2 separate regions of the Homo sapiens genome follow, and region 2 is linked to region 1. Evidence: chromatin contacts called from ENCODE Hi-C or POLR2A ChIA-PET data. All regions are on one chromosome and are shown on one strand. Each heading gives the region's core, a stretch centred on a gene start or an enhancer-like site at or near the end of the contact. The rest is flanking DNA. Distances are from core to core; before and after follow the strand shown. Region 1 overlaps ZSWIM6 (zinc finger SWIM-type containing 6). Region 2 overlaps ZSWIM6 (zinc finger SWIM-type containing 6).

Region 1 (6,626 bases), core at 3,121-5,620:
GCAGAGAGGGCACAGTTCTGTGGATCCTTCATGGCACACTGCAGTGCAAGTGTCCGGGCGCTGCTGGCCAGCTTTTCCTGCTGGTGGCAGTCCAGGTGGAGGCGGACGATGGTGCTGTTGGACATCACGGTAGTTGCAACTATACTTGTGGCCTCGGTGGGAGTAAAGAGTGTAAACCAGGTCTGCATGATGCTGTCCAGGGCATAAACCCCTGCAAGGAACACAAACAGGCTCTATTACTGACGAGGAGGCTGCCCAGAGGTCCTGCCTTATTTTGACTTTTACAACCAGTGTTTACATTGTTAACCATCATAGGACATGAGCTAGGCTAGAAAATCCTGTAAAGTAATGTGCCTGTGAGAAACCTTTAAGAATAAGGTCATTATGAATTGTTATTCAGTGAAATGCCTGAAAGGAACATGAACTTGCTATAATAAAGAACCAATCCTCTTGGTAGCTGGTATTTGTACTGTGCTGCTTGCCATTTCAGACAATGGCTTTTTGCTAATGAGTTCTACTTCACTGGGGCTTCCTGTCAGAATTTGAGGCTCAAAAATTGCAACCTCACCAAAACAGGGACTTTACATGGCTTATGTGCTTGTGTGTAAGGTAAAAGTACACATAATACAAAAGTTTAAAACACACAAAGAAGCTGGAAAATGTGGCCCATAATCAAGAGAACAAAGTCAATAGAAGCAGACCTACAGATGAATCAAACGTTGGAAATGGCTGACCATGTCTTTAAAATAATCACTTTACGTTCACAGACCCAATATCCCTCACTTGTAGGAAAATCCTAAAAGTGAATGATTTGAAGAGAAGGTACTAGGTCTCAGAGAGAAATCAGGTTTATATGTTGGGGCAGGGGCAAAGAAGTTGTGTGGCAGTTCTTAAATTAGTATTATTTTTGTTTTGCTTCACTAAAGCATGACTTTAATGATGTAAAGATAATCTTTATATTGAGACCAGCTTCCCTTTTTCCAAAATAAAAAAACCATTATACGTTAGTGAAAGAAAAATAATAATTTTATAGTATATGCTGTGTCATATCTAAACACTGGGATGGCAGTGTTTTCTCAGCATGAAGTATGTATCCCTTTCTGATGCAAATATGAAAAAAGAACGTTTAACCACTATTTATTTTAAATAGCAACCATTTGTTTCTGTTGGCATTCTTGCTGGGAATGTACAGTTTTCTTCTGAACTGATCTACTGCTGCAGTGGAGAAATAGTTAGCTGAAGGGCCTCACAAAATGGCAGCTTATGGGCAGCCAGGAAATCTTCTTATGGCCAGCTACAATTGCTCACACATCTGGAGGATCACCTAAACCACACCCAGTGGTCATCACTTCTCTGCTGGATACCATGATGTATGCCTTCAGATGATAAAGAAGAAAAACAGTGCAACTAGGTAACTTTATATATATGAACTGAATAAAAACAGTTTACTCACTGACTTATACCATTTTAAATAAGAAGCTGGAGCTTCACAAATGTGACCATTTCAAGTTGAATAATACAAGTATGTATAACTGAAGGTTAGGGGTAAGGGGTCAGGGAGAAGGAAGCCCTTGTGGACTGCTAGAAGGAGCCTTGGAGAAGTCAACATAAAAGAGTGAATATGTTCACATGTCTGTAACTGACAAGTTAAATCCTACCATGAGGCACCTAGGAAAGCTTCTGTTCCAGAGTTTACCTACCGACTTCAGTAGCACACGTTACCAGCCACCTCACCATCTCCCGCCGTCGCCAATTTAAGGTTGACAGTGTCATTCGCATAACCTATAAAAACAGGGTAACAAAATGTTTTAGAAAATTATCCTGAGTCAATGAAAAAAAAGGGGGGGGATAAACTATAAGGCATATAAGGCATACCTACTGTCTACCACCAGGAAGATGAAAGCATAATTTAGAGCAAAGCTCTACATATGAATTTGGATTTGTCCATGGCTACCCCAGGTGGCCTTGCCACAGCCACATTCTCCTCCTGGCAAGAGGCCCATATTCTCCTCCTGGTGGGCCCACTGACTAGATGTGGTATCTGAACCAGTTACTCTATCTTTTCTCATCTGCAAAATCAGAGGGCTGGACTGGAGCATTAAACACAGCCCATGCCCTTTTTCCCTCCCCAGATTTAACATTCCATAGTTCAATTTCTGAGGCTCCTGTGAATTCATTCTAACCAGGAACTCTCAGTGGGGAAAGAGGTATTTTAAAATAATCATTTTAGTTATTCCTTCAATCTCTGATTGCTCTTTTCTGGTGACCATGAAGGTAACTCCAGGTTTATGGGGGAAAAAATCATCCTTGATATCATTAGTGATCTGATTTTGTTTTTCACTTTCTAACAAGAAGTCCCTAAATAAACATATCTCCCTCTTCATAATTCCCCCATTCTTTAAAGATTCAAAATATCCAGGGACGGTCAGGTGCGGTGGCTCATGCCTGTAATCCTGGCAATTTGGGAGGCTGAGGCGGAATGGATCACGAGGTCAGGAGTTTGAGACCAGCCTGGCCAATATGGTGAAACCCCGTCTCTATTAAAAACATAAAAATTAGCCAGGTGTGGTGGCGTGCGCCTGTAGTCCCAGCTACTCAGGGGGCTGAAGTAGAAGAATTGCTTGAACCCAGGAGGCAGAGGTTGCAGTGAGCTGAGATTGTACCCCTGCACTCCAGCCTGGGTGACAGAGTGAGACTCCATCTGAAAAAACAAAACAACAACAACAACAAAAAAAAAAAAAAAAAAAAACCCACAAAATATCCAGGGACATCATATCCCCAGAGGCCCTGTGGGATTCCTTTTTAGGTTCTAGAAATACTCACAAAGGGCCTGTGAGATTCCTTCTTAGGTTCTAGAAAGAATGAGTCAAGGAATAAGCTCTCGTGCATATCCTATTTACCATGAATTCCAAATAACAAGAGAGCTCATGTTAATGGTTCTTTCTGCATCACATCTTTAAGATGAGGCAAATGGTGACAAAAATTAGCCAAATAACAAGAATTAAAAAAAAACAAAAAACTTCTGAACCATCACTATATAGCTTAAAAGCAATCTTCTATACCCTTTGCTTGTACAGTATTCTATGTTACCATGGTAGGTACATTTTCCTGTGATCCTATTATTTAAACATTATTAGTCACTGTAAGGGAGAATCCACAACTAAAACACCAGATTAATTATCCAATCAGGGGATTATACTCCCCATTCTTTAGGTAACTGGGGTATAACAATTTTGTTCACTGCTTTTTAATGGGAAGAAAGCAAATGTTAATAGAGATTCCATGAGAAAAATGAAACAAACTTTTTAGTTCTTGGTTTATCCAGTGATCTGTTCAGAAACTATAAGGAAGCAAACATCTATCTGCATGACGAACTCAAAATGTCCTTGGTATTCTGTTCTGCTGAAATCTAAAACTGGACTCTGGCCCGATCACTCCTCCTTTACCTATTTTTCTCAGAGTTATTAAAAGGAGCTAGAACTGCCCATCTATTATGAAAATGCAAACATCAATAAAAATTTATACTTCCTCTAAAAATTTAACCCTAACAACTGAATCTTCATTATACATGCTAGCTTTATTTAAGTCTCTTATTAGCAATAATTCTTCTCCCTTCATTCAAAGGAGAAACAGTGTCGTTAAGGCTGCAATTCAGAAAATGATTTTTTTTAATTGAAAGACACAAATTAGGCTGCTAAATGTACAGTCCATGCACCTTACATAGCAGTCTGGTTCAGCTGGGAATGACCACGTCTCTGAAATACAGTTCTCTCCTGAAGTCTAACAGATTTGTACTCCAAAGAGTCATTTACCTGCACTCAAAAATCCAATCAAACAAAAACAACCCTAAGAGGTGCCTTTATTTAGCAGTCTTTGATGTCCCAGGAAAGACTACCAGTCATGTACCTGCAGGCCCAGCTCCAGAGACACTTTCAAAAGAGTGATGTCTGGCAAACTGTCCATGAGAGTTGCTATTTTAAATGCATCTTGGGCAAGCTTGAAGATGTGTGATGAGGAGTGAATGTTTTTCTGGATGGATTCTAATACTGTTTCCAGCCTCCGAACATCGCCTGCAATGAACAAGGGAAAACCAAACCAAACCAAATCAAAGCAAAGCAAGACAAACAAATAAACAAAAATCATACAACCATACACACACACAGAGGGGGAAAAAAGAAACAAAACAAAACATAAAGCACAAGTTAATTTACCTAACATGTTCACAGATGGCACAGGTGTTACAACTAGGGCTCCCATAATTACTGCAATGTCTGTGAATCTCGGCTTCACAAAAAAAGATACACTGAGACACACCCTCAATGACTCAAAGCACATATGAACCAGGACCAACATGAGACAGCAACAGCTCTCCTAGTTCCTACTTATGTATTTTTGGTGAATATTTCAGGAAGAAAAAAATGTAACCCAACTTGTAAATCTGCTTCTGAATTTCAACCATTTATATTTTCTTAGCATGGTAACTAACCTGAACTCTGCTGGCAGCAAGTTAATGATGCAGGTAAATGAGGAAAATGCCACCTGTTTTGCCTTAAAAGCTAACATCTAAAGAAAAAGATCCCTTCAACCTATCTGACATTAACACCACTGCTGAGAATTTGATAGAAAACAAGACTTAAAAAAAATAAACAGGCAAACGAATGAAACAATTATGAGGCCTCAGGACAGTACAGTACCTTTGGCTGCAGTTAGCATGGTGGATGCCAGCTCACACTGCTGGGACTCAATGTGGCTTAGAGTGAACCAGCGAGGGTAGCGGTTGGGAACAACTGATGCAATGTGGTGTGGGCGGGTGAGGTCTCCTGATGGAGCAGTAGATTCCAATACTAGTAACCTATAATGAGAAGACAAGGAAGGTGGCCCCTAGTTATTTCTTGACCATGTCCTTGGCCAGAAAGACTGGCCAACAGAAGCCAGAGGAGTGGGTAGATGTTCAGGCCTCTACTCAAGTTCAGCAAGGGCTGGTACAGCTATACTCTGCTGTGTGGGTGCAAAATACCTAGATTTTTTGGACTACTAATTGTTTGCTAATAATAACTGTTCATCACCCAAACCTTGTTAGTTGTTCATCACCCAAACCTAAGAGATTTTCTTTCTTTAGCACCATTCAGAAAATTACAATATTCAAATAAATTAAGATACGCAAACACCGAAGAACTTTTAAACACAGGTCTTGATGTTTACCTACAAATTTTGAATTCTATGACTCAAAAAATAAATCAACAGAAACTGATAGTGAAATGGATATTTAAGACTGAGATCACAGTCAGGAAGCAGTGAGTACTTAAGATGAATAAGCTTAACCTATTTAAACATAAAACAAGAAGGGAAGTAAGACAAAAATTACCTCTTTTCCATCCATTCATACTTTCTGAACAATTAGTTTCTTATGACTCCAGGAATTTGACATTAGACTATGTTCTACCAACCATATTACAGAAGATAAATGTGACCTAAGTGTCTGTCCCTTGACAGTTTTGCATAAATTCAGAGTGATTTCTGATTTTTTATTAAGAATATACTGTCATGGCGAAACCCTGTTTCTACAAAATATAAATCAGTTGGGTGTGGTGGCATGTGCCTGTAATCCCAGCTACTTGGAAGGCTGAGATGGGAGGATCAGCTGAGCCTGGGAGCCATGATTACACCACACCGCACTCCAGCCAGGGCAACAGAGCAAAACCCTGTCTCAAAACAAATAAAAAAAGAATATGCTGATGAAAAAATTTCTAAAAGCAAAGCAAATATTTAGTAATCTCTTCTAAAAGTACCAAAAAGCTTAGTAGAGTACCTAAAGCTGAAATAATTTATTTACAACCATCAAAATGCCGGCCTTCAGTCAAGTACACCAGTGTTAAGAACTATGAAATAAGATAAGAGCTGGAGACCAAGAAGAGTCAGCTGGGTCTGGGAGTGATGCTGGCCTCAAGGCCCCACCCAAGAGCAATTATTGCCTGGTAAGCCAAATGGCTCATTCTCTTCTCCTTTTATTTAGGAACAAAAAGATGTCAGCAGTAGAGAAGGTGGCAAGGTAGGCAGTTAAGTAGTAAGAATAATGGCAGGGTTGCTATTTAGCTTTTTTTTTTTTAACTCAGAATATCCTCGTATTCACAGGCAGGTCTTGCCAGACTTACTGTAGAAGAAACTAATCAACATCCCTGGGAAGATGAGAAAATGAGTGCTGAAGATGACCTTCCTTAGCCTTCCTCTTCCAGAAGGACTAAGAAGCATGCGAGCTACATCTCTCTTTTCCTTCCTGTTCCCTGGGCTGCCTTGCAATACCTGGTGGGGCACATACCTGCCTTCCATGGCAGACCTTTGGCAGGATAGTAGTGGCAGATAGAAGAGAGAAAGTGGAAAAAAAATTCCCCTGTACCCTGCTAGTATTCCCCATTAAGAAACTGCCTTGGCAGCAACCAAGGACAAATATAAATGAGTTTGTGAGTGTTAGAAAAGCAAGCCTTTCTGCCTGGCACATACCATTACATAAGCCAGAACCACACAGAAACTTTATGCTATTTTACCCTTAAACTTTGCCAGTGGTAGTAGCAACAGCATCTGGTGGCACCATAACATTAACATCTTCCCTTTAAAACAAGATTAGAATT
Region 2 (6,782 bases), core at 1,918-4,417, 89 kb after region 1:
CTTGGGAGGTTGAGGTGGAGGATCACTTGAGCCCAGGAGGTCCAGGCTGCAGTGAGCCAAGATCACGCCGCTGTAACCCAAACTAGGTGACAGAGTAAGACCCTGGCACAAAAAAAAAAAAAAAGAGAGAGAGAGTGGACGTAAAGTGTTCTCACCACAAAACACAAAAGTGATAATTGTATGAGGTAATATATATGTTAAGTAGCTAGATTTAGTCATCCCACAATGTATATAATACTTCAAAATAGCACGTTGTACATAGTAAAATACATACAATTTTATGTCGATTAAAAACAATAAACTAAAAAAAGGAAAAAGAAAAAAGCATGGAAAGCAAAAATAGTAACTTTAAAGTGAAGCAACTTGGCAGATATCATCTTAAATGAGCCAGTGATTAAGGTTAGCATAGCCAATAATATATCATGTTGCTATCATGTACTTCCCTGATACAATGCAATGAGAAGTACACTCCATCACTTCTGTGGTATTCCTGCAAAAATCACACAGTCTCAATCTAATCATAAGAAAAGCATCGACAACTCAAATTGAGGGTCCTTCTACAAAGCATCTAACCAGTACTCTTCAAAAGTGTCAAGGTCATAAAAGACAAGGAAAGACAGATAAGTTGTTGTAGACTGGAGAAAACTAAGGAAACATGATGAGTAAATACAATATGGTATCCTGGACTAAATCCTCAAAGAGAAAAAGGATATTAGTGGAAATGCTGGGGAAATCTGAATAAAGTCTGTAGTTTACTTAATGGTATTGTACCAAGGTTATTTCTTAGTTTTGATGAAAGTACCAAGGTAATGGTAATGCAGATATTAACATTAGGGGAGGTTGGTTAAAGAGTATATGGGAACTCTCTGTGCTATTTTGCAACTTTTCTATAAATCTGAAATTATTTCAAAATACAAAGTTTTAAAAAGAGACAATCTTGATATGGTTACTTAGTTGTGGCAAAAAGGTCACAAACATCTAAGCCACAAACATCTGCAGGGTCACTTAAAGTATATTCCTAATATTTTTATTTAATGATTAAGAGAATTTTTTCATACCATGAGAACGGGCAGGAGGACCCTAGGGAAATACTTGCACACGTGCACCAAGAGACATGCAAAATAATGTTCATAACATTTTTGTAATAAAAAGCTGGTAACCCAAATATCCACCAGCAGCAGATTCAATAAGCTGTAATATATTCATATAGAATACTATATAGCTATGAATAGGAATGAACTATAAACACAACCTTTTGATGAATCTCAGAATATAGTATTTTTAAGGGGAAAAACTAGAAAAAAGTAGGAGGTTACAGTATATAAAGGAACAGGACACTCAGTGGGAAATTATTTTCCTTAAAACAGCAAGAAAATGATTGACTCAAAGCTCAGGATAATTTCTGCAGTGGGTGGGAAATGGGAAATGAAGTAAAGGTATCTGAGAGAGGCACACAAAAGGCTCCAAGAGTACCAGTAACCTTACATTGTTAAGGTTGAGTAGCGGGTACTAAGTGTTCCTTGTATTGTTTTGTTTTATAACTCATACATACTTACATATTCTTTAATATATACTACATATATATTTGTAACTACTAAAAGGGTAAAGGAAGAAGTTCACCTTTTAACTTATAGCACATCCTGACAAATAAACAATTTATTAGGTGCTAAAATTTTTTCCATCTCTATAAATTCCAAACTTAGAAGGTTACATTCATCTTTCTTGAATGAATCTAGAAAATAGCAATTTCTAAAAACCAATGCAGAAAGTATTACACCCATTCAGAATCTATAGGGTAAAACAAGCTTCACTAATTAATGAAGTCTAATGAGAAATCTGCCTTCTCCATTTAAAAGAAAGAACCTTTCCTCTATCTTTATTGCCATTCTGGGGTAAAGTATTTTCCCTTCACAAAAACAAGAAGTTTGTCTATGCTGGGAAAGATAAAAAAGAGAAACCCATTTGAGCTGCCTCAAATAATCATGAATACTCTTGCCTCCCTTACAGGACCAATGTTAACTTAGTACTCCAAGTAAAAATGTCTTCTGATTTTGAAGTATCTTATGCATCTGTCTTCAAAAGCCCCAAGTTATTCATAAAAAGCCCTCAAAATTTAGAAATGTTTAAATAACATTTTTAACTTTTAAATAATATACTTAAATAGGATCATAATTTAAAGCATAATTTGGATTAAAAAAATAAAAAGTAGTTATTCTGTCAGTTGAATTACTCTGACATTGGTATCCTGACTTCCTGAAGCTAACTAAAACATTCCTGCCATGATGCCAGCTTCCTAGCCAGGCTTTCTGAAAGAACTAAGGGAGCTCAAGTTCCCCCAGCTGAACAGGAGCCAAAATATGAACCACTGCCTCTTCTGTGCAGTTGTAAGCAGGATAAATTGCTCATAAATCAAAGCTGTCTTTATTGATCACAATGACAACAACCACACTAGCCAGATGGTCAGTCTTCAGGGTTCAGGACATACTTTTAAGGTAAAAGGAGCTTCAAACTACAGACCTTGGAAACAGACTTCTTGGAACCACATTATCCTTAAATAAATAAACAAACCTCAATTTAATAAAGAAAAATTACAGATAGCTCTAAGAAATACACTTGACTACTCAAGTATTCCCAAAATGACCATGGCAAATGTTCCTGGGGTTCCTCTTCCCTATACTCACTTATTTATTTCTCCATTGAGCACGGGCTTATCCCTGCCACAAGCTTTACCTTCATAAATCATTGTTTATTATTTCATGAGGGTAAGAGTGGTATTTGTCTTGTATACTACTCACAAATTTGGAGTCCTGTATTTAGTAACAATAATACTAATCTTGATTATGTAGATCAAGCATTCATAGTACAGTGAAGTATAATCATAAATTCACCACCAGGAAATGATTTAAAAAAAATCCCCACCAGTGGCTACCCTATCAGAAGGCTTTATTAACCCACTCTAGGAAAAATGTGGCAATGTGGCAATTCAATGAAGTGTATACTTTTTTGTGGCCCTTACTTGGCCTAGCAATTATTTATTTTTAAATAAATCACATAAATGAGAAATCATTTAAAGCAAGAGTCTCTGGAATGCATTCCCATCTGGTCCCAGCCCTTCCCTTTCCCAGCAGAATGGAAAGACTGATGAGTCACTAACAAACCACCCACAGCCATCTATTTTTCACTGCCTTCAGCAGTACCCATTTCATGTGTGGGGCAAAGAAGAATTTGAACAAATCACCATTCTTCTTCCTACCTTTCCTACTACTGCCAGATTGTTGGAGGGGAAAAATGAGTGGGAAAGATTATCCAAGAAGGGCAGAAAGAAAGGCAGGATGGAAAAAGCGGGCTGAGGATGTTGAAAGGCTCAAGAGGCTCCTGGACTGTTATTATATTGAATTTCTAAGAAGAGGTTGAGAGGTGGTGACAGGGATATATCAATTTGGAACACGTAATTTTCCTAAAAAGGAAACTATTCTTTCATTCCACTGAAATACTGTATTCAGCAGGGTCAGTCCAAAACTGTTCAATGCCCCAACCCATCTCTGTGTCTTTCTGGTTAAGCTGGCAGTGAGGTGACTGATTATTCATACATTCAGTCATCCTTCCTTATTAGCTTACTGCCTGGTCACACCTGGAGATCAACTGGGAACAGGTGTTTCACTCAGAGTGCCTTCCCATTTGCTTCTCCTTGTTCCTGTCCTAAAGTACCCACCCTTACAAGGAGAGGGGAAAAGAGCATAAAGTGATGGAATGGGTGCCCCATCAAGCTTTGTACAGTCAGTCTTACAGTATACTGTCAACCCCAGTTTTGCCGGGCATGTGACTTCTGGAACTATGACAACAAAATCTCAGTAGAACCAAACTACCAAATACCTTTTGAGGTGCAGACTGATATAATTTTACCAGAGAATTGTGAAGTGGTACATATGGCCTTATTCAAACCTAGGCTGTTAACAATTAAATAAAAAAGTATTTCTGGGTACAATAGCGTGCATCTGCAATCTCAGCTACTCAGGACGCTGAGGCAGGAAGACTGCTTGAGCCAAGGAGTTCAAGGACAGCCTGGGCAACATGGTAAGACCCCATCCCTAAACAATAAATTTAAAAATATTAAAACTCTGGAAATAAATTTAAAAAACAAATTGCTAAAAAAGTTTTATAAGCCTAATAAAGAATGCTTCATTACATACCTTTCAGTAATATTAAACATGAAAGTCAATGTGTGACCTCTTTAAGCAAAAAATTGGGCCTAGAACTCAAACAAAAATAAATGGTTTTCCCAGCTTCAGAGAAATAGTATGAGAAACCAATGTAATTATAAAATAGTGGGCATCCTACTGGTGTAGGTACTTTCTAAATTACTGCTCTATTCTATCATTAGGATGAACCCAGGACTATACAAAACACTTACCAGGAGTCAACATTCTTAGGTGTAAATGCCCAACAGGAATTGTATAGGATGGCCAAAGGGCTTTAAAGTGGGAACGGAGATGCTTTGGTTACAAGGACTACCAGGGCAACAGTGCTACAATTTTGTGAGGTTTGCCAGCAGGTTCTCCTTGCAGGCAGCATTACAACTAAAAATGTCAAAATATCCTACATATACCTATTACTCTCTATTCCTACTGCAACTGTGATTTTTTTCAGACTACTTCAGTATTTCTAGTCAAGGCTAGTCTTAACTTCCACTCCCATCTATGGCCTTATCCTTTCTCTTCATTCCTAAAACATGCTTTTGTCTTCTGCATAGCAAATACATATTCTTATCATACCCCCATATATTTCTTGGTTCAGTGTGTTTATTGTACTGACACTAAGTGTATCAGATCAGAACCAGTCTGTCTCTCTCAGGTTGCAAATCCTTTCAGAATGCACAGCAACACCATTATCATCTACCCTCCTCCCCCAAACAGAACATGTATATATTTATATACATTATCTCATTTACTAGAAAACTACAGTATTTGATAAAAAGAAAAATTAAGTTTGCAAAACATTTTAATGAAGTAGCATTGTTATTCAACAAACCAGTTACAGGGAAGAAAATGAAATAATGAATGAGAAGGAAACTAATTTAATATAGGCCTATGTTCAATTGTATAGAACGTGATATTCTGAAAAGTGATTTTTATGATCTCACTTGACCCACAAATCCAAATATATAAAGAAGAAAGTGACAAGAGTCATGTACTATGTTAAGTGCTTTTCACAATTGATAGTTTTACAACTCAATAAAATACGTATTATTTTCCCCCTTTGGAAAATAGGAAACTCAGAGAGGCTATGATGCTAATGCACTATGGAAACTGGCCCAATTGTCACATAGAACTGATGTTTATGGTTTCTTTTGAATAAACACAGAAATTGATCCTCCCAGTCTTAAAACTTGAGAAAGTTAAAACTGTCTTATCTGAGTTCCTTTCTCAAGAAACCATCAGGTCTCCCAGAAAGTCTCAAATGAACTATAATTACCAGATACCATATCTGGATAATGAGACACCAGACCCCTCACCCATCACAATTGCCTAACTGACCACCTGCTTCCTGCTGACCAACTTCTCTTTACTCCTCCCTAATTCCTATTTTAGCACACATGGTTACATTTCTTCCCTGCTATATAAACCCTTAATTTTAGTCCATCAGGGAGATAGATTTGAGACTGATCTCCCCCATCTCCTTAGCTGCAGCACCTGAGTAAAACCTTATTCCCTGGCAATACTCACTGTCTCAGTGATTGGCTTTCTGTGCAGCTACTTGCAAGACCTAAAACAAACCTCTAGCATGTCAGTAACAGATTTTGATTCCCTGACCTGAACACATTGCTTGCCGGTCAGCTGCTGCAAGCCAGGAGAATTCTTAGAAGCCCTCCTAAGAAACTGCCTGACCCTTTTTTGGCTGGAGGTGGGTTTTCGTCTCTCTCTTTGGCCACGCTGCTGCCTGACTGCCTAGAAAAAAACAGCCTTTGAAATCTGACATCTATGTTCAGATGAGTGAGTGTCCTTTGTGGATACCAGCAGCTGGATTTGCTCCTCTAAGAAATTCTGAAGGAATTTCTGTTTGCAGGTTGAACAAGCCCAACTGACTGAGAGAGGAAAGCAACCTTTCTGTTTCAGTTTGGACACTTTTGGGGCTTGTCTGTTGCTGCAGCAGTTGGATTGTGTTTCAGTGCAGTTGGATTGTGTTTCAGTAATTGTTTGTATATGTGTTGATACAGTTATGGGAAATCAGAATTTGATAAACTGACTTTTTTTTAATACTGTTTGGCCCCAATATTCTTTGGAATCTGCATAAGTTAGGTCTCTCCTAACTTCTCATTTTGCTGTTGAACAGGAAAGCAGGATGGAGTTCCATGTATCCAGGCTTTCACGCTGCTGTTCTAAGCAGGGTTGGGCCTGCTTAGTACATGATGTTCTTCTGTGCTGTGTTTGGCCCCAGAATTCTTTGGAGTCTGAGGGGGTTTGGCCTTTAAAAATCAAACACCTATGGAAACAGCTTTACCCAAAATTTTGGTTTATAGCCTTCACAGGATTACCTATCAGTGCAAATGAGGTTTAGCCATTTGAACATGTGTGTAGACCAGTGAGTTGGTATTGCTATTGCATGGCTAGGGTTCTGAAGTAAAAGCTATTGGATCTTTCTGTGTGCATGTGTGTGTGTGCGTGTACATGTTTAGAAGTGTTTATGTGTATGTACATTTATGTTATTATGTTTTGTCTACCAAATTGGCTTATAAATAAAAGAGCACTCATAAATTAAGTAAATACATCCAAGCATTTTCCAAG

Evidence for each region. A loop is a pair of places that touch in the nucleus more often than their neighbours do. ChIA-PET counts read pairs that join two places held with the same protein, here RNA polymerase II (POLR2A).
Region 2: a loop to region 1 is called in a map of gastrocnemius medialis, with 1.9 times the contacts of the local background. The contact joins two enhancer-like sites. A Hi-C loop is called at or near these places in 1 of 168 maps with a recorded cell type or tissue (gastrocnemius medialis). POLR2A ChIA-PET finds 5 or more read pairs at or near these places in 5 of 52 experiments (AG04449, BJ, WTC11 and 2 more).

Annotation. Positions count from the first base shown.
Region 1 is chr5:61,537,040-61,543,665 of GRCh38, reverse strand. ZSWIM6 (zinc finger SWIM-type containing 6) reads right to left here. Exons shown (of 14, transcript NM_020928.2): 11 at 4,695-4,852; 12 at 3,907-4,070; 13 at 1,701-1,782; 14 at 1-211. Among named protein-coding and RNA genes, the nearest start is that of LINC03122, 97 kb to the left of the region's middle. Within about 2 kb of position 4,370, at least 2 of the 41 ENCODE cell types and tissues checked have a DNase peak (open chromatin) inside an H3K27ac peak, as active enhancers do.
Region 2 is chr5:61,446,721-61,453,502 of GRCh38, reverse strand. The region is part of intron 1 of ZSWIM6 (zinc finger SWIM-type containing 6); the gene reads right to left. Among named protein-coding and RNA genes, the nearest start is that of ZSWIM6, 120 kb to the right of the region's middle. Within about 2 kb of position 3,167, at least 8 of the 41 ENCODE cell types and tissues checked have a DNase peak (open chromatin) inside an H3K27ac peak, as active enhancers do.